2 separate regions of the Homo sapiens genome follow, and region 2 is linked to region 1. Evidence: chromatin loops called from intact Hi-C (ENCODE). Cell type or tissue: heart left ventricle. All regions are shown on one strand. Each heading gives the region's core, and the rest is flanking DNA. Links, peaks and the distances in the headings are about the cores only.

The links. Hi-C counts contacts between places; a loop is a spot of excess contacts. Peaks named below come from ENCODE experiments on the same cell type or tissue, not always from the same donor. Only the 100,000 strongest peaks of a DNase experiment are listed, where the experiment ranks them.
Region 2: a loop joins it to region 1, with 1.9 times the contacts of the local background. A loop is called at or near these places in 39 of 110 quality-filtered maps.

Annotation. Positions count from the first base shown.
Region 1 is chr2:43,206,209-43,216,192 of GRCh38, reverse strand. No RefSeq gene overlaps it. Among named protein-coding and RNA genes, the nearest start is that of ZFP36L2, 15 kb to the left of the region's middle. RefSeq lists enhancers at 779-1,545, 5,526-6,120. In heart left ventricle, for the core only: no CTCF peak of the experiment used is centred there; a DNase peak (open chromatin) is centred at 5,422; H3K27ac peaks cover 887 bases.
Region 2 is chr2:43,147,582-43,157,565 of GRCh38, reverse strand. No RefSeq gene overlaps it. Among named protein-coding and RNA genes, the nearest start is that of LINC02580, 50 kb to the right of the region's middle. RefSeq lists a silencer at 4,582-4,730. In heart left ventricle, for the core only: no CTCF peak of the experiment used is centred there; a DNase peak (open chromatin) is centred at 4,475; H3K27ac peaks cover 193 bases.

The DNA of each region.
Region 1 (9,984 bases), core at 649-8,648:
CAGTTTCTTCATTCGAAAAATGGGTTAATATGTAGTTGCTGTTATAAAGATTAAGTGGGATAATACATGTAAAGTGCCTTGCCCAGGGCCTGGAGGTGGTGTGTTGAGGAGCACGGGCTGGCTGCTATTATTAGTAATAGAACACTTCATCCCCTTCTGCTACCCCTCCTACCCTGGCCCAAGCTCACAGTTCTCCAGGTCAGAATGCCTTAACAATTCTAATAGCTACTATTTATGGAGCTCCTATTATATACTAAAGCTTTACATATGTTAATGAAGTCCTATAACAACCCAAGACCGAAGTCCTATTGCTATTCCCATTTCAAAGATGAGGAAATTGAGCTCAGAGGAGTTGTTATATGCCTGCGGCCATGGGGTAGGAAATGTCAAGGAAGAATCCAAAGGAATCTAAGCTTTTGCTCTTTCAAATGCCACAGGCTGCTTTCCTGACCCCTTTCTTCCTGCTTTACTCCCACCTGTCTATAAAGCCCTGATCCTTTAAGAAACCCTCCAGGATTTCATTCCAGGGTAGACTGTGTCCTGCCTCATCTGTGCATTTTTTTGTTTTGTTTTGTTTTGTTTTTAATAGAGACAGGGTCTCACCATTGTGCCCAGGCTGGTCTCAAACTCCTGGGCTCAAGTGATCCGCCCACCTCAGCCTCCCAAAGTGCTGGGATTATAGGCATGAGCCACCACACCTGGCCTCATCTGTTTTTTAAAACACAGCTGGGCACAGTGGCTCCTGCCTATAATCCCAGCATTTTGGGAAGCTGAGGCGGACGGATCACTTGAGTCCAGGAATTTGAGACCAGACTGGGCAACATGGCGAAACCCCATCTCTACAAACAATACAAAAACTAGCTGGGCGTGGTGGCACTCACCTGTAGTCCCAGCTGCTCAGGAGACTGAGGTAGGAGAATCCCCGGAGCCCAGGAGTTTGAGGCTGCAGTGAACTATGATCATGTCACTGCACTCTGGCCCAAGTAACAGAGTGAGACCTTGTCTCTAAAAATGATAAGAATAAAAATAATAAGAATTTTAATGCTAAAAAAGGTTTAAAAACCACTGACCGCTGGGTGTAGTGGCTCACAACTGTAATCCCAGCACCATGGGAGGCCGAGGTGGGCAGATCACCTGAGGTCAGGAGTTCGAGACCAGCCTAGCCATCATGGCAAAACCCCATCTCTACTAAAAATACAAAAATTAGCCAGGCATGCGTGGTGGCAAACGCCTGTAATCTCAGCTACTCAGGAAGCTGAGGCACAAGAATCACTTGAACCCGGAGGCGGAGGTTGCAGTGAGCCGAGATCTCGCCACTGCACTCCAGCCTGGGCAACAGAGCAAGACTCCGTTTCAAAAAAAAATAAAAAATAAAAACCCATGACTTAGTGTAGCCCTCTCATTCCATAGATGAGAAACTTAAGGTTGAGAAGGGGTAGGGGCACCCCTCTGGAGACTTGCCAGTTTCTGGGTCTCTACCTAGCACTTGGAAAAGAAAGAACCCAGGACACCTCCCTGAGCGTGCGCTGTGCCAATAGGGCTGTTGGTGTCGATTCTCACCAAAGCAAACCCAAATCCTTCTTGGCTGAGAGGCTCAGCATGGCTGGTCCCTGGATGTTCCATCCAGCAGGCTTCTCAGAGGGGGCCCAGAGAGTCTGTGGGGCTGACAGGCAGGAGCTTGCCAACAATAGCCCTGTAGGTCCAGAGCCGCTGCAGGGGCTGGGACCGGAGGGAGCTTGGGCAGGCATTACCTCCATGGCTGTGGAAGGGCCTGGCCCTAAGGGGTTACAAGCAGGGGCTCCCATTGGACTGCAATCAAATCTCAGCCCAGTGCTGCCTCCTACCTGCGTGACCTCAAGCAAATCTGAACTTCAGTTTTCTTTTTTCTTTTCTTTTCTTTCTTTCTTTTTTTTTTTGACGCAGAGTGTTGCTCTGTCACCCAGGCTGCAGTGCAGTGGCGTGATCTCGGCTCACCGCAACCTCCGCCTCCCAGGTTCAAGTGATTCTCCTGTCTGAGCCTCGCGAGTAGCTGGGATTACAGACGCCCGCCATCATGCCCGGCTAATTTTTTGTATTTCAGTAGAGACGGGGTTTTGCCATGTGGGCCAGAACCTGTCTCAAAAAAAAAAAAAAAAAAAGACCAGCCTGACCAACATGGAGAAACCCCATCCCTATTAAAAATACAAAATTAGCTGGGCATGGTGGTGCATGCCTGTAATCCCAGCTACTAGAGGGCTGAGGCAGGAGAATCGCTTGAACCTGGGAGGCGGAGGTTGCGGTGAGCCGAGATTGCACCACTGCACTCCAGCCTGGGCGACAAGAGTGAAACTCCGTCTCAAAAAAAAAAAGTGCAATATTTATGGTTTGTTTGTTATTACCATTTTGGGGTATTTTTCCACTTCTAATCAGTAGGCATCCAATCTGATGGGCATCAGGAAGGCCCCATGGTTTGCCCCCACCAAACTCCCAGGGTTTGTAGCTGTGCGTGTAGCCATTTAGATTTAAATTAATTAAAAGTAAGCAAAATGTAAAACTCACTTCCTCAGCCATACTAGATAGCTACGTTTTAAGTATTCAGTTGCCACATGGAGCTAGGGGCTACTGCATTAAACAGCACAGAACATTTCTGTCATCACAAAAGTTCTGTTGGACAGCACTGTGAGTCTAGAATGTTCTATTAAAATACCAACAGCTGAAGGAAAGATGCTTCCAGCAGCAGGTCCTGGGATACCCCCATGATGTCCTTGCTGGTTCTCCTTCCTTCCAAAAGCCAAGAGACTCCAGAATATTCCCAAACTACTGCTCCACCTGGCAGATTGAAAGTGCCAGTGGAGAGGGGAAGGGACTGAGCTCTGCCTAACTGCCCACACGTGCTGGCATCTCTCAGCCCCACTCAGCAGTCTGGGACCCACCTCCTCCCAGATGCACCTCACACCAACCCCTCCAGTTGTCCCTGTCCCCAAGCATGTGACACCACATCTCTCAAGGAACCCATGCCAGAACTTGGCACGCTTCCCCAGTCTTTTCTCTCACTTCCCTCTACCCCTTCCCTCATAGGTTGCCCAACCATCATGACTCTGCTTTCTAACCAGGCCTTGACTTTGCCCCCTTTGTCTCTAGCTCCTCTGCAACTCAGGCCTGCCCCACGCTCACCCAGACACCTTGTCAACCAGGAGCCCTGGCTGGTCCTCTTCCAGGCCACCACTCCTCTAGAGCAAGGTTGTAAAGCACTTGGGTGATCATACTCTTCTCTGCCCTAGGACGCTACACAGGGTCCCACCACCCACTGTTCAAGTCCAAGGAGGCTCTGGGATCCGGAAAAACCTCCCTCCTCTGCCTATGCTCCTTGCTTCTTAGCTGCTCGGGAGCACCAAGGATTCCTAGAGATGCTGTTCACACTCTGGGCCCTTTACTTTCCTTCCACCCCTGCCTGGGACATCCCCTTGTGACCCCCTGCTTCCTCGCCTCTTCCCTCCGCGGTCAGCCCAGGCTGAATCTCAAACTCAGATCTAGCCTCTCCACCCAACCCTGGCCCCACCGGGGCACTGTCCAGGCCTTTATCAGAGCACATATCACAGCATCCCACAACAACTGGTTATGTCTGTCTTCCTCTCTACCCTGTCAGTTCCTTCAAAGCAAGAACATTGTGTTCCTCCTTGCAGCCCCCAAGCCTGGCTCCTCGAAGGGCTTCAGTAACTGTTTCTACGACAAAACCAATCTGCCCTGTGAGACTGGCCCTGTTCGCTCCCATTGGACAGATGAGGAAAATGGAGCTCAGAGAATGAAAGATGCTTGCCTGAGGTCTCCCAGTGCATAAGTGGCAGCGCCATGATGCCGCCCCAGGCCCTCACAAAGAGGGCGGAGTGTCCCAGCCATTCAGAAGAGGCAAAGATGCACTATTCCTTGGTACAAGGAACCTCATGTTGATTTTTTCCTCTTTTTTATCTTTTTTTTTTTTTTTTTTTGAGACAGAGTCTTGCTCTGTTGCCAGGCTGGAGTACAATGGCACTATCTCGGCTCACTGCAACCTCCGCCTCCCGGGTTCAAGCGATTCTCCTGCCTCAGCCTCCTGAGTAGCTGGAATTACAGGCACCCACCATCATGCCCGGCTAATTTTTTTGTATTTTTGTAGAGACAGGGTTTCACCATGTTGGTCAGGCTGGTCTTGAACTCCTGAGCTCGGGTGATCCGCCCTCCTCAGCCTCCCAAAGTGCTGGGATTACAGGTGTAAGCCACCGCTCCTGGCCAATTTTTTCCTCTTATTTGGAACTCATGCCTGCTTGTTATGAATATTCCAACAGCTGCAGTGAATCCCAATACGTGCAAGTGGAAAAGGCCCCCTTAACCTTCCTCCTCAGGCCCACTCAGCAAATGTGGCCACTTTGTGGCCACTTTGTGTAAGGCATTCCAGAGATCTGGTGAGGCACCTATCTACAAATATTTATACACACACATTCATATATGGTTTCAGTCACAAAATGGGGTCATTCTCTCCCCTGACCTATCATTTAGGGCATTGGAACATGGCTGCATGTGGCTCTGTTTGTGAGGGTCCAGGGGATGGACAGGGAGGCTCTGCATTATTTTGCTTTTACCAACATTGCAGCATGAACGTTTTTTTAACTCAGGGCCTTGGGTGAATATCTCCATCAGATGAATCCCGAGAAGTAGCATGCATGGGTCACAGTGTGGCTCACGTGTTTCTTGGGAGGGTCACATGCATTTTTCCTAATTTATAGTATTATTTTATTTTTTATAGACAGGGGGTCTCGCTATGTTGTCCAGGCTGGTGTCGAACTCCTGAGCTCAAGCCATCCTCCGGCCTGCCAAAGTGCTGGGATTATAGGCGTTAGCCACTGCGCCTGGCCCATCATGCATTAAATGCTTGAAGCCTGCCCTCGTAGTAACATGTTGCACTAAGTATAATACCTCGGAGGCCGCGTCCCTCCCTGTCTGTCCCTCCCCACTGCCTGTTCTGAGTTTCTGGAGTCCACATCTCAGGGGCTCCAGCCTGGACTCTGGTCTTTCTCCGACTCCCTGCCCTGTTCTCAAGTCCCCCTGTTGTCGTCCACTGCCTAGGCTGGCACCACAGTCTGAGGCTGCCACCTGGGAGACCCAGGCGAGGCCTGGAGCAGTCCCAGTGGGCTCAGGGCTCCTGGGGCCTGAGGAACCAGAGGCACTGAAGCCACGTCGGGGAGGCCCTGCCTGTGTGATGGGTGGTGGGAGCAAAAGAAATCCTTTCTGAAATGACAGCATTGGGATGACAGCGTGTGTGGGAAGGGGTGTGTGTGTGTGAGTGCGTGAGGCTGTGGTGTGGCTCTGTGAGTGTGTGTGAGTGTGGGGGGGTGAGCCGGCATGACAGCATGTGTGGTGCTATGTGGGAGTTGCCATGCGTGTGTTTTAGGGCAGTTATGTCAGGCGTTATGTAAGGGAGGCGCTCCCTGGGGCCAACAAACCGCAGTGGTGTAACCGCCAGGCCAGCAGGGAAGGAGGGAAAATGTAAACACCATTCCGTGCCTTTCCCTGCCCTGCCACAGGCCCTGCGGTCCTGCCTTCCCGCCACCTGAGGCCCCGTGGGCTGGCTGGGGGGTGATGATGGGGGCGTGAGGGCTGAGGCTCCCAAGAGCTCCATAGGCGTGCACATCTGCAGCTCTTGATACTGGCCCAAGGGATAGCACCAAAGGAGAGCCCAGCCAGGGCCTAACTGGGCTTCTTCTGGTCAGTTGCAGGCCATGCATCCCCCACGTGTGAGGCGTGCAGGCTTCCCTACCCCACAGCGCTCCTGTGTCCCAGAGGCCTCTCCCTGGCATAGGAGCCCCTTGCCCTGCAAAGAATCAGCATGGGGTTCACGGCTCACCTGTTCACACCTGTACGGTGGCCTCAGGGCCAGCTGTCTCTGTCTCTCTCACATACACTCAAAGGCGCACCTCCTCCCTGCCCCACTCCACATCCTGGCCCAGACACCTTCCTTCCCACCAGCTCCCAGTTTCCAGCCCTTCAGCCTGGCACCTGAGGCTTCCTCTTCTAGGAAGCAGCCCTGTCTGCTCCAGGCCAGAGGCCTTGCTCCCCACTCTGAAAACTCCTGAGGCCCCTGTGGATACATAGCTGGACATCTGGCCAAGCTCAATAGTCCCCTGTTCTCCAGTTGCTCGTTTTAAGAATAATGGCCATGGCCAGGTGCAGTGGCTCACACCTGTAATCTCAGCACTTTGGGAGGCTGAGGCGGGAGGATCACCTGAGTCAGGAGTTCAAGACCAGCCTGGCCAACATGGCAAAACCCTGTCTCTACTAAAAATACAAAAACTAGCTGGGCGTGGTGGCACGCGCCTGTAATCCCAGCTACTAGGGAGGCCGAAGCAGGAGAATCACTTGAACCTGGGAGCCGGAGGTTGCAGTGAGCTGAGATTGCGCCACTGCACTCCAGCCTGGGTGATAGACTGAGACTCCATCTCAATAATAATAATAATAACAGTGGCCATAATTTATGGAGTATACTCTGTCAAACCCCCTCCCTCAAAGTGTTCTTATTATGCCATGCCATCCTTGAACCAATCCTAGAAGGTGGTGTTCTAACCATCATGGGAGCCAGAACCCCAGCAGACAGAGGTTAAGTGAATCATCCACGGTTATGCAGCCACGCCTAGAAGTGGCTGGTGGCAGAACCTGTATTCACAATCTCCCGTGGCTGAGCCCCATTTCCCCACACCTCCAGGCTCTTGGGGAGCAGCAACTCTCCTGCTTCCCGCCCCCCACCTTCCCCAACATAGTGCCAGCTGGGCGGCCACAAGATACTTAAATCAAGGCTGTGGCTTACTCAGTGGCTGCATGCAGTTGGTGCCATCTAAATGCTAGATGACTGAGTAACTGAACAGGATTGAATGCAATCTTTTACTTGGAACAATAAAGTGCAATGTTGAGAGTAGGAGCTCTGGAATCACTCAGCTATATGACTTTAGGGTACTGACAGACCCAGCTGAGCCTCAGTTTCCTCACCTGCAAGATGGAAATCGCCATTGTGTCTTCCACACAAGGTTACTGAGAGAATTTCTGCGACGCTGGGTGTGATGGGCTTGGCTCCGTGCCTGGCACACATTTTGCAGTCAAAAATGTCAACTGCTGCTGCTCCACTTTCGGGGTAGAGCTGGGGCAAGCATATTCTCCCATTTTAACAGTGAGGAAAACTGAGGCCCAGAGAAACCACTTTCCCAAGTTCCTGCAGGACTTGGACTGCAACTGCAAATTGCTGATTCCTAGCCTGGAACCTTTAACAACAGGCCAGCGCTTCTCATCCAGTCAGTGTGGATAGAGGCAGTGGAGTCAATGGAGGAAAATATTTTTCTAGACCTTACAAAAGTTTCTGATCAGCAAGAGAGCAGTGTCCTCTTGGAAAGATAGTACTCTCATTTTTCTACCCCTGTGAAGGAGGGATTAATCAAGGAGGCCTTACAGGAAGAGGTGGGCATCAGAGTAACCTTGTCTCCTTAAAGGAGGAAGACACTGTGGCCCTTCAGGGGAGGCTGAGCCTGTCTCTCCAGGGTGACCTGCCCTGTTAGCCTTCCAATCCTGGAAGACCTCCAGCCTGGCCTGGCCTGGGGTCCACAGGCTGTACCTGAGTGCTGTACCTCTATTCCCCTGTTTTCCCCCATCCCTTCCCAATGCAGGGCTTTGGGAGAATCTCCTCCAAAGCCAATTTCTATTTTTTTTTTTTTTTTTTTTTTTGAGAAAGAGTCTTGCTCTGTCACCCAGGCTGGAGTGCAATGGTGCGACCTTGGTTCACTGCAACCTCCGCCTCCTGGGTTCAAGCGATTCTCCTGCCTCAGCTTCCCGAGTAGTTGGGATTACAGGCGCCTGCCACTGCGCCCAGCTAATTTTTGCATTTTTAGTAGAGACGAGGTTTCACCATGCTGGCCAGGCTGGTCTCAAACTCCCGAACTCAGGCGATCCACCCTCCTTGGCCTCCCAAACTGCTGGGATTACAGGCATGAGCCACCGTGCCCGGCCCCCAAAGCCCACTTCTGTCACCTCACTCCTGTCTGCTCTCATGGTCAAGTCCTAGCTTCTGCACCTGGCATCCCAGGCAAGGCCCCTGCACCTGGCCCTGCCCTCCTGCAGCCCCTACTGACCCGTAGCTAACATTGCAGCAGCTCCCCGCCCTCCACTACTCCCCTCTTCTGCTGTTTCTCCACAGCCTCCTCACCAGTCAGCACACTATAGAGTTTACAGATTTGTCTTCATTGTCTGTCTCCCACTAAAATGTCAGCTGCAGGGATTTGGGGAGGGGGAGAGGAGGGGTCTTTTTCATCGTGCTCAACAAATACTTGAGGGAATGACTGCATGATCTCCACCCTCCTGCCACTGCACACTCATGCCAGGCACCTTTACCCTGATGCTGTTATGCCCTTGCCCTAATGTCCTCCCGATGCCTTTGGCTGAATCATGCTACCTCTTGCAGAAAGGCTTCCGGGATTATACCTGCCCACAGCCCAGCCTCCCCTCACTGACCTCATCACAGTGCAGAAATCCCCAAGCTCAGGTGGATTTCAGAGGAAGAAGGTGGACAGGGCAGGCCAGCTCCTTGGGGCTGTGCAGGGACCAGGTATGCATAGCCCCAGGCTTGGGAGGCTGGGGCTCCTGTAACCCACCAGCTTTGTCCAAGGGTGGGAGATGAGTCCTATACTTTCTCCTCTTTTGACCCTAAGATCCTTTCGCTCCAAGTTCAACTTCAGGTAAACCTGTGGCAGGGGAGCCCACAGTTGAAGTAGGAGGTGTCTTGTAGCCCAGGTGGACTGCTCAGCTCTAGGAAGGCCAGGCTCTGACCCAGAGACTCTGCAGCCAAGGCTCTGCCCTAGGGGCTTCTCATGAGCTGGAGGTTCAGGACCCCCTTGACCTTGGAATCCTTCCCTGAGCATTCTTTTTTTCTTTTTCTTTTTCTTTTTCTTTTTTTTTTTTTAAGACAGAGTCTTGCTCTCTTGTCCAGGCTGGTGTGCAGTGGCACAATCTTGGCTCACTGCAACCTCCACCTCACGGGCTCGAGCCATCCTCCTGCCTCGGCCTCCCGAGTAGCTGGGATTACAGACACACACCACTATGCCCGGCTAATTTTTTTTTTTGTATTCTTAGTAGAGACGGGGTTTCACCATGTTGGCCAGGCTGGTCTCGAACTTCTGGCCTCAAGTGATCCTCCCGCCTCGGTCTCTCCAAATGTTGGGATTACAGGCGTGAGCCACCGCGCCTGGCCATCCCTGAGCATTCTTGAAAGAAGCTGTCACCAGGCAGGCTGTGCTTCCCTGGGAGCGCACAGATGGGAGGGAGAGAGAAAATTCTCTTCACAAAGAAACCCAAGCTGGGGAGGCAGGTGAGTGAAAACCAGAGAGATAGAAGGTGAGATGACTCAGGTGTTGCTGTGGTCCTGGCCCAAGCACAGGGCAGCAGGGGAGAGGTGCCCTGAGGCTGGATCTGGGGCCATGGGCCCTCGGGTGGAGAACGTCCTCCTCAGAGCAAGCTGGAGCCACTGGCCTCAGAGGTCTTCAGGGCCCAGGATGGTGGCGTCTTCTTCCCTCTGGCTCCCCTTCACTGGGCCCATGTAGTCCCCACCTTCATGCATCCTGGGGAATGGGGAACTGGAATGGCTCCCATGAACTGGAATGGCCAGCCTCCCTCAGCAGTAAAATAGTCTCTTGTGCAAGGATTAAATGGCATATAATACATAAAATACACCTTGCCTGGCACACAGTGGCACTAAGTCATGTCAGTGCCTTGCCCCACACCCCTGGTGGGCACCATCCCTGCAGATTTTCCCATGGTCACTTCTTCTAGTGAAGTCGGAGTACACAGAGAGCCTCTTTGCGTGGGGCTCCATGGAGGAAGAGGGATGCAGAGGGCTTGAGACCCCTCGCCCTGCCCAGGAGGGGTGAGTGACTCTTGCACCTGTACCTTATCCAGTTTGGGAAGTCCCTTCACTTCCCTTGGCCCCTATTCACCCCT
Region 2 (9,984 bases), core at 654-8,653, 59 kb after region 1:
ACCCGAGAGCACCGAGTTCCCACGAGCCAATGCCTGGCTGTGGAGGAACCGGGAGGTCACAGGGATGCAATGGGCAACATCAGGATGAGGCAGGTAGGAGTGTGCGCGCGAGTGAGACACAGGGCTGGAAGGGACCTGGAATGTCACATGTCCATGCCCCTAATGCCAAAGGCTGCCTGGTGCAAGTAATATTACTTTTTCTTTTTCTTTTTTGAGACAGGGTCTCACTCTGTCACCCAGCTGGAGTGCAGTGGTGCGAACACAGCTCACTGCAGCCTCAACCTCCTGGGCTCAAGTGATTCTCCCACCTCAGCTGGGACCACAGGCATGAATTTTCTGTAGAGATGGGAATCTCACCATGTTGCCCAGGCTGGTCTCAAACTTCTGGCCTCAAGTGATGCTCCCACCTTGGCCTCCCACAGTGCTGGGATTATAGACAAGAACCACCATGCCCAGCCTCACTTTTTTTGTTGTTGTTTGTAAAAAATGTTAAAGAAGAGACATGGTAGAGTGTAGTGGTTGAAAGTGCAGACTCAGGCCGGGTGTGGTGGCTCAAGCCTGTAATCCCAGCCCTTTGGGAGGCCGAGGTGGGCGGATCACAAGGTCAGGAGTTTGAGACCAGCCTGGCCAATATGTTGAAATACCGTCTCTACTAACTGGGCGTGGTGGCATGTGCCTGTAATCCCAGCTACTCGGGAGGCTGAGGCAGAAGAATCGCTTGAACCCAGGAGGCGGGGTTGCAGTGAGCGGAGATCGCGACACTGCACTCCAGCCTGGGCAACAGAGCGAGACTCTGTCTCAAAAAAAAAAAAAAATGTAGACTCCAGGCTGGGCGCCATGGCTCACGCCTGTAATCCCAGCACTTTGGAAAGCTGAGGCGGGTGGATCACCTGAGGTCAGGAGTTCAAGACCAGCCTGGCCAACATGGTGAAACTCCATCTCTACAAAAATACAAACATTAGCCAGGCATGATGGCGGATGCCTGTAATCCCAGCTACTTGGGAGGCTGAGGTGGGAGAATCACTTGAACACGGGAGGCGGAGGTTGCAGTTAGCCAAGATCACGCCATTGCGCTCCAGCCTGGGTGACAGAGTGAGACTCCATCTTAAAAAAAAAAAAAAAGGAAAGTGCAGACTCCAGACCCCATAGCCTGGGTGTGGACCGTGACTGCCCACTCCTAACTGCTTTGATGGTGTGAAGTCAGTTTATCTGTCTCTGTGTCTCAGTTTCCACAACTGTGAAATGGGCATCAGAACTGTATCTACCTCACAGGGTCATTACAAGAATGAAATGAGCAAATATAAATGAAGTGTTTAGAAACGGGCCTTACGTCAACTCTATGCAGGTGTGGTTGGTCCTTGCTGAAGGAATGGAATTCCATGTCAGTCAATCGATTATTGCCAGGCCCAGGCCCAGGCCGGCCAGAGCTCTGGCCAACTGGGCCCACATAGGGTGTGTCAGGGCAGCCAGTGTCAGCACATCCAAAGTCCCCGGCCTGCTGAGTTGGCAGAGGGCCTGCCCTGACACTCCCCAGCCCCAAAGAACGCTCTAGAAAAGTGCCTGGGGCTTCCTTAGGTGTCAGTGGGTAGAGGGAAGAGGAGCTTGGGAGCCCCTGACCGTGGCTGAGACCCTCCCGCAGCCCTCGCTGTGTGTCCAGGCCTGGCACGGGGCAGTGGCGCATGTTTTCCATGGCATGTGGAGGGTACGAGGGTGCAGGACTCACTCCAGGGGGGCTGTAGTCACATGTGTGTGCTTATGGGGGCTCAAAATCCTCCAATCCATGGGCGCTCTCCTGCTCTGACTAGAACTGATAGCAGCAAGTCCAGGCCAGTCTGTCTGGCACTAATTCTGAGCTAACTTACACTTCTAATGATTTCATCCAGCAAGTCAGTCAGTCAGGCAGTCAACAAACATTTTTGGAGGCCCTATTGCATGTCACACCATTAAAGTGGAGGTACACAGACGTCTCTGTCTTGAAGGATGGGCTTATTGTGATGAGAAAGGGATTCCTGGCTGCAGGCATTGTGTGCACCAAGGCACAGTGAAAAGGGAAAGCCTGCCCAAGGTGGGAAATGTGGCCGAAGGGAGGGCTAATGGGAGGAGGGCAGGGCAGGAGGCAGGGCTGGGGCTGAGATGAGGAAGGGCCCTGTGAGGCAGGCTCAGGGGTCCAGCATCCTCTGGAAGGAGCCCTTGAAGGTGCAACTTCAAATATCCAGAGATTGAAGGTGACTTTCCTGTCATCCCACGAGGCCTGGTCCAGGAGCTGTTCAGTGAGCCTTGGCTAGTTAATGACAGCATGAGTGTTGGGTGGGTCTGAGGGTCCAGGTTACCCCATACAATGCAGACCACATGACTGGCTCATTGTGGAGTTGTGCAACATGGCATCTCTGTGGCATCTGGGGCCTGGTGTCTGGGCATTAGTGACTGTGCCCATTTGTGTGTGTCAGTGAGTGTCTGTGGGCTGTGGTTCAGCCATTGTATGTGTGTGTGTGTGTGTGCGTGGTGCAGGTGTCTGCCATGATTGGGGCACTCCCCAGGTGCTGGAGGGCTGACGAGTATTAGTCCGTAGATACAGCCTACCCCAATCCCATCCTAGGCACAGCTGCTATGGTGAGAACATCTGGAGGTGATTCCACATCTGGGCTTGCAGTAGTAACAGCAGCAGGATCATACCTGGCTGGAATGTGCATCTCTGGGCACAAGGCCAAGCAGGCGTTGGCTTCCCTGGAGCCTGGCCCGGGGATGTGCAGGGGTGGGAGTTCTGGAGTGGGAGTAGCTGGGTCTTAAGGCTCCTGAGGGTGACTGTGGGGATAAAGGTCCAGCAGCCCTCTCTCCCTGCCTCTCCAACCTCCATCCATCCCCACTCCAAATGTCCATTCCTTCATCCACCCATTTCTGCCTTTCCATTTGTCCATCCATCCTCCTCTGCCTTTCAGCCCATCTGTTAGTCTATCCATTTGTCCATCTGTCCTCCTCCACCTTTCGGTCTGTCTGTTAGTCTATTCGTTTGTCCGTCCATCCTCCTCCACCTTTCGGTCTGTTAGTCTATTCATTTGTCTGTCTGTCCTCAGCCATCTTTCAGTCCATCTGTTAGTCTGTCCATTTGTCTGTCCGTCCATCCTCCTCTGCCTTTTGATCCATCTGTGAGTCTATCCATTTGTCCATCCGTCTATCCATTTGTCCGTCCGTCCTCCTCTGCCTTTCTGTCCATCTGTTAGTCTGTTTGTCCATCTGTCTTCCTCCATCTTTCAGTCCATCTGTTAGTCTATCCTTTTGGCCTCCCATTGGCCCCCTGTCTGTCTCTGGTCCCCTCCGTCACCTGCCTGTTCCCCCAGGCACCTCATTCTTGAGTGGTCTGATGCAGGCTATGATCAGGGGCTTCACTCTGGCCCCTCAATAGCCCCTGTGGCTGCAACTTGGGCCTGCCCAATCCCTAGTGTGTGAGCCTGCCCGGTGCGCCTCTGCCTCACTCTGGAGGGTGTCATGAACTCCTAAAACAGATCTGATGCATCCTTGCCAGTCCTGAAATAATCACACCAACAGCTTCAGATTCCCCTTTCAGTCCTGTTCCCAGATGGTCCTCTTGTCTCTCACCTGGACAAGGTTCCTCTCCTCCAGGGAGGACTCCCTGACCACCCACCCATGGGCTCTGCGGCCACCACATGCTCTACTCATAGGTCTCAATTTGTTGCAGCCAGGCTCAGCCTGTGGGAAACCCGGGCTTTCTCCCAAAAGGGATTACCCATGACATGGACCCAGCCAGACCTTTTCCCACTCAGAATTTCAGCATGGTGCTGTGGCCCCCGCGGGAGGTTCTTCCTGTAGAACACCAGGATCCCCGCTCACCTTCCACACATAGGCTCAAAGCTGCTGCTTCCCAAAGCTCTGCTTCCCTGGGCCACCTCCCACCCTCCCTTGCCTGGACAATGGGTTCGAGGGGCTCACCTGGTCAGAGAGGGACAGACCTCCAGGTGCCGCTCCCTCCAGGGCCTCAGAGAACTCAGAGCGCCAGGGTGGGGGGGGTGAGGGTGGGGTAATTAATCATGGAATGTGTGTCTGTGTGTGTGTGTGCAAGTGTGTGTGGCATTCATTTATAGAACAAACATTTCCTGAGCACTGGCACGTGCCAGACACCATTGCAGGCACTGGAGAGATAGCAGTGAACAAAACCAATGGCCCCTGCCCCCAGGAGGCAGATGTCCCAGCCAGGGAGACCTAGGAGGCTGCAGGGCCTGTGAGTGTCAGGGAGTGTGAGTGAGTGTGAGGATGGTGAGAGCCTGTGGAGAAGGGGCCTGTACAGGAACAGGGCCAGGTCTAAGTCAGGACATGGGTGTTCAGACTCAAGTGTCTGTCTTTGGTGGATAGGAGTGTCCACTGGGTTCTGTGCCAAGGAGTTTGTGTGCCTGTGCAGGCCCAGAATTGACATGTGCCTATCAGCCAGTTTGGGAGGCTGTGTGGCAACCACACCTGGCTGGCTCCCAGGCTGCGGGGCTCTATTTTTAGAAGCGACAGCCTGCAAATCCCCGCACCCACCCCCATCCCTATCCCATACCTGCTCAGGTGCCTAGCCTCTAGGGAGGGCCCGGCTGGCCTATCTGCAGAGAGAGCCCACACTTCAAATGGAGCAGCCTGTGGCCCCCAGGTAACCGGGGTGGGGTGTGCCTGGGTTCCTGCTGATCGATGGGGGAATCCCAGCTGCCTTGCCTCACACCTGCAGCCCTACCTCCTGCCTCCCAGCATAGCCCCTGTGTGGGAGGCACAGCTCTGGAACCCTCCAAGGCTCCGCTGGCCCATGGTGTGCCCTGCCTGATCACCCTCAGAAGTGGGCCAGGCAGGGTTGGAGGTGAGAGGGGAGGAGGGAAGCAGATCAAGGATGACCTCCCATCTTATCAAATATCTGAGCCCCTCCATCACCCCCTCCTTCCATGGGGTCTTCTTCCCTGGCTGCAAGTGGATAGTCCAGGTAGGTAGAAGCTAGGGCTGCCTGGGTGTTGCCCTCCCCTGCCTCTGACACTCCCTCACTCTCTGCACCGTGTGTCCTATTTACCTGATCTTCTCTCGCCCTTGTCACTGCTCTGAGTTAATAACAGTCGTGCATTGATCTGTTAGCAGGCATGATGCTAAGTGCTTTGCGTGTATGCTCTCCTTTCATCCTCAGAGCAACTCTGTGAGGTCAGCAATTGTTATTCCACTAGAAGGGAGAAAGCCGCAGCTCAGAGGCATCCACATCACCCAGTGAGGAGGGCAGAGTGTAGGGCTTCCTGCCCAGGTTCTGGAGAGCCCTTAGCTGTACTGCGGCCTTGGGATCACGCTCTGTTGCTCTCCTCCCAGCCATGGTCCCTTGGTGGGAGCTGAGCTGTGTCCTCGAGGGGTGTGGACTGTGGACATTGTTCACAGGAACCAGAGACATCACTCTTTAGGATTCTACCAGCAACACCTGAATTGGCTCGACATTTGTGGAGGTGATGTTTCCCCGAATTACTCACTTTTGTTTGATAATAATTAAAATCTTTATTTGGTCTTATTTAATATAGTTTAGAAGCTATCTAATCTGGTTTTTTTGGAGAGGCAAACTTCTTTTGAAAATGTAAGTTTTGGCTGGGCGAGGTGCTGTATGCCTATAATCCCAGCACTTTGGGAGGCCGGGGAGGGTGGATCACCTGAGGTCAGGAGTTCCAGATCAGCCTGGACAACATGGTGAAACCCTGTCTCTACTAAGAATTAGCCAGGCCTGGTGGCGGGCACCTGTAATCCTAGCTACTAGGGAGACTGAGGCAGGAGAATTGCTTGAACCTGGGAGGCCGGGGTTGCAGTGTGCCAAAATCATGCCACTGCACTCCAGCCTGGATGTCAGAGTGAGACTCTGCATCAAAAAAAAAAAAAAAAAAAAAAAAAGAAAGAAAAAGAAAAGAAAAAAAAAGAAAGAAAAGAAAATGTAAGTTTTGCTTTTAATTAAAAATAAAGTCGCCGGGCACGGTGGCTCATGCCTGTAATCCCAGCACTTTGGGAGGCCGAGGCGGGTGGATCATGAGGTCAGGAGTTCGAGACCAGCCTGACCAATATGATGAAACCCCGTCTCTACTAAAAATACAAAAATTAGCCGGGTGTGGTGGTGTGTGCCTGTAATCCCAGCTACTCAGGAGGCTGAGGCAGGAGAATTGCTTGGAGCTGGGAGATGGAGGTTGCAGTGAGCTGAGATCACGCCATTGCACTCCAGCCTGGGCAACAGAGTGAGAGAGAGACTCCATCTCAAAAAAAAAAAAAAAGTCTTAGTTCAGAAAACTCAGGATGCACAAAACTATTCAGACTGTTACTTTAGCATTTTCCCATTACTGCATCAGTAATATTCACCACACTTTGCTAGATGTTCATTGATTAGAGTATTGGAATCAAATTCTGCTCTAAATGTGTGTGAATACATTGGAGAGGCTTTGTGTTTTTCACTGTGAAATGCAATTGTGTCTCTTTTTTTTTTTGACAGTCTTTCTGCGTCGCCCAGGTTGGAGTGCAGTGGTGCAATCTCAGCTTACTGCAACCTCCGCTTCCTGGGTTCCAATGATTCTTCTGCCTCAGCTTCCCGAGTAGCTAGGACTACAAGCACATGCCACCACACGCAACTAATTTTTGTATTTTTAGTAGAGACAGGGTTTCGCCATGTTGGCCAGGCTGGTGTTGAACTCCTGACCTCAAGTGATCCACCTGCCTCAGCCTCCCAAAGTGCTAGGATTACAGGTGTGAGCCACTGAGCCCAGCCACAACTGTGTCTTGAATAAGAAGGTGCCTAGAAGTCAAATTAAAGTAATAATAATGACTTATTTTTTTAAATGTGTTTTATTGGCTCCTCTTCTTCTGTGCACTCCCTGGACTGAGTTAGGGGTGCACAGAGGGAGGAAGGAGCAATAAGCACATGTGGGGTCCAGGCTGTAGCCATGGAAGATGGTGGCAACCAGGGGATCCCAGCCACCTCCCATCCTCTGGTCCCTCCCCTGCTGTAGAACCTACAATGGCTCCCTACAGATGCTTCCCAGGGTAGCTCCAAGTCCTCTGTCCAGCAGGCAGCCTTGCCTGCACAGCCTCCCTCTCCTCCTCCCGACAAGCACCCTCTCACCCAGGCAGACACTGCTCCTGCTCTGCCCGTGGCCCGTGGCCTCTTCTCTCGCTGCCCTCCTGCCTCAAGCTGAGGCACCCTACCCACTTCATTTCATTCAATCTGCAGAATGTCCCCACAGGCTAGGTTTTCTTATGCATTTTTTTGTTTGTTTTTTAGAAATGAAGAAACTGAACTCAGAATAGGACAGCAACTTGCCCCAGGTCACACAGCTAGTAAAGAGCACAAGTGGGATTCCAGAGCAGGCTCACCTGACTCCAGTGTGCCATGCAGTTCAGCTGCATTTCATAGATCTTTACTGAGCATAACTCAGTGCCAAGCCCTGTGCTAAGGATCGGGGATACAGACTATTAGGGGAGAGGGATAATGTATATGCACATGCATGCATGCATGCACACACACACACACACACATACACACAGACACACACACAGACACATACATAGACACACATGTACACAGACACACACACAGACACACACACGGACACACAGCACACACAGATACACAGACGCATATACAGATGCACACAGACACAGACACACACACACACAGACACACACACACACAAACACAGACACATACACACACATACACAGACACACACAGACACATCGACACACAGACACACACGTACACAGACACACACGGACACACACAGACACACAGATGCACACACAGGTGTACACACAGACACACACACATACATAGACACACACACACACACACACACACACAGACACACACACACACGTGCACGCGCGCATGGTTCTGATACCATTTCCTGCTGGCAGGTGGTGGGATGTCCTCTGGTCCTCTCTGCCCTTTCCCTTCTGAGTTTCAGATGGGAGGGAAAGCAGACAGGGAGGAGGTGGTAGGTGCTGAATTACTCACCACCCAGTCTTAAAATCTTCACACTTGTGACTTAGACTCCCAGATGGTCCCTTTCAAGAAATGAGCTCTATTTCCCTTTAAAAGAGGGAGAGAGTATGAAAGAGAAAAACGTTTTGTTCTGCAGTTTCAAGTTGTCATGTGGGGGCAATTTGTTCCTTTTCCTCCCTATCTCTATCTCTCTCCTCCCTCACCTTCAACCCAGACTGGTCCTAAGACCACAGAGAGCATCACTTCCACCCATCCTTCCCTGCACCAGCTTTCCCCAAATCCCGGTGTCCAGTGCTGAGCCACTAGGCTGGGGCTTGGGGGGTGAGGCACAAGAGGGTTTCTTCTTTTTGACACTTGGGGGTTGGGAGGGAAGTCAGGGGTCCTTGGCTAGCCCAAGACTTAGATCTGAACTCCTTCACTGTCTCCTACTTTTGTTGAAATGTTGGCTTGTTTGTGGATAGAAAGCTCTCTGGGCCAGGCACGGTGGCTCACACCTGTAATCCCAGCACTTTGGGAGGCCGAGGCAGGCGGATCACCTGAGGTCAGGAGTTCGAGACCAGCCTGACCAACATGGAGAAACCCGGTCTCTACTAAAAATACAAAATTAGCCGGGCATGGTGGCACGTGCCTGTAATCCCAGCTGCTCTGGAGGCTGAGACAGGAGAATCGCTTGAACCTGGGAGGCGGAGGTTGCAGTGAGCTGAGATCGCGTCATTGCACTCCAGCCTGGGCAACAAGAGTGAAACTCCATCACAATAAAAAAAAAACAAAGATTGACTCTAATTTCTTAAAAAGCATCATGCAAACTTGAGACTTCTTTGAAATGAGAACATCTAAACCAACCAATAGCTTTAAAATGTAATGAAATAGTCATGATTTCCAGGCTTTCCAATTAATGAAGTTGTCATACAATTATGGTTTATTGACATTAAATGACATAATTTTCGTTTTCATTTTCTGGTTTTTAAAAAATACTTTGGGCTGGGCACGGTGGCTCACGCCTGTAATCTCAGCATTTTGGGAGGCTGAGGCGGGTGGATCTCTTGAGGTCAGGAGTTGAGACGAGCCTGGCCAACATGGTGAAACCCTGTCTCTACTAAAAATACAAAAATTAGCCGGGTGTGGTGGGTGAGTGTCTGGTAATCCCAGCTACTCAGGAGGCTGAGGGGCGAGAATCACTTGAACCTGGGAGGTGGAGATTGCAGTGAGCAGAGATCACGCCACTGTACTCAAGCCTGGGCAACAGAGTGAGACTCTGTCTCAAAAAAAAAAAAAAAAAAAATGAAGCCAGTATGTCCCCTCTCACCTTCCAAGTCTCAAACCTTTTTGCAGGAGCATAAAATTTTGATAGGCCCCAGACACTGCCTATGTGACTTAAAGAACGAACAGCCTGGCCGAGGGTGGCTCCTTGAATATTGTTAAAGAGAAGTGAGAGAGAGAGACAGAAATACAAATGATTTGGAAACATGAAAAAAAAAAAAAGCTAACATCTCTCATCATAAAGAATGCAAATTAAAATGAGATACTGTTTTTTTCATATCTCAGATTGGCAGAGACCAAAAAGTGATTTTTTGTACAATTTGGTGCAAATTTTTAGAGGACTATTGGATGATATCTATCATAATGCGAATTGCTCATTCCTTTGCCCCATCAATTACACTTCAAGGAAGCTGAGCTCCAGATACACTCACAGATATACAAAGATGCCTGTAGAAAGACTTTCATTGCTGTGAAAAACTGGAAACAGACTAGATATCAACTGACAGACAACTGACACAGATGGCAAGACATCACAATCTGGAATAGTTCACAGCCATGAAAGGTGTGCACGTGTTGATATGGAACAAATACCTCAATACAGAATTAAGTGAAAACAATTCAAGGTGCAGAGCTGTGTGTAATGTATGATTTCTTTTGTGAAAAAAGGAAAACAATACACACCACACACATATGTTTGTGTTTATTTATAGTTATATACTAGGAACTGCCTAGAA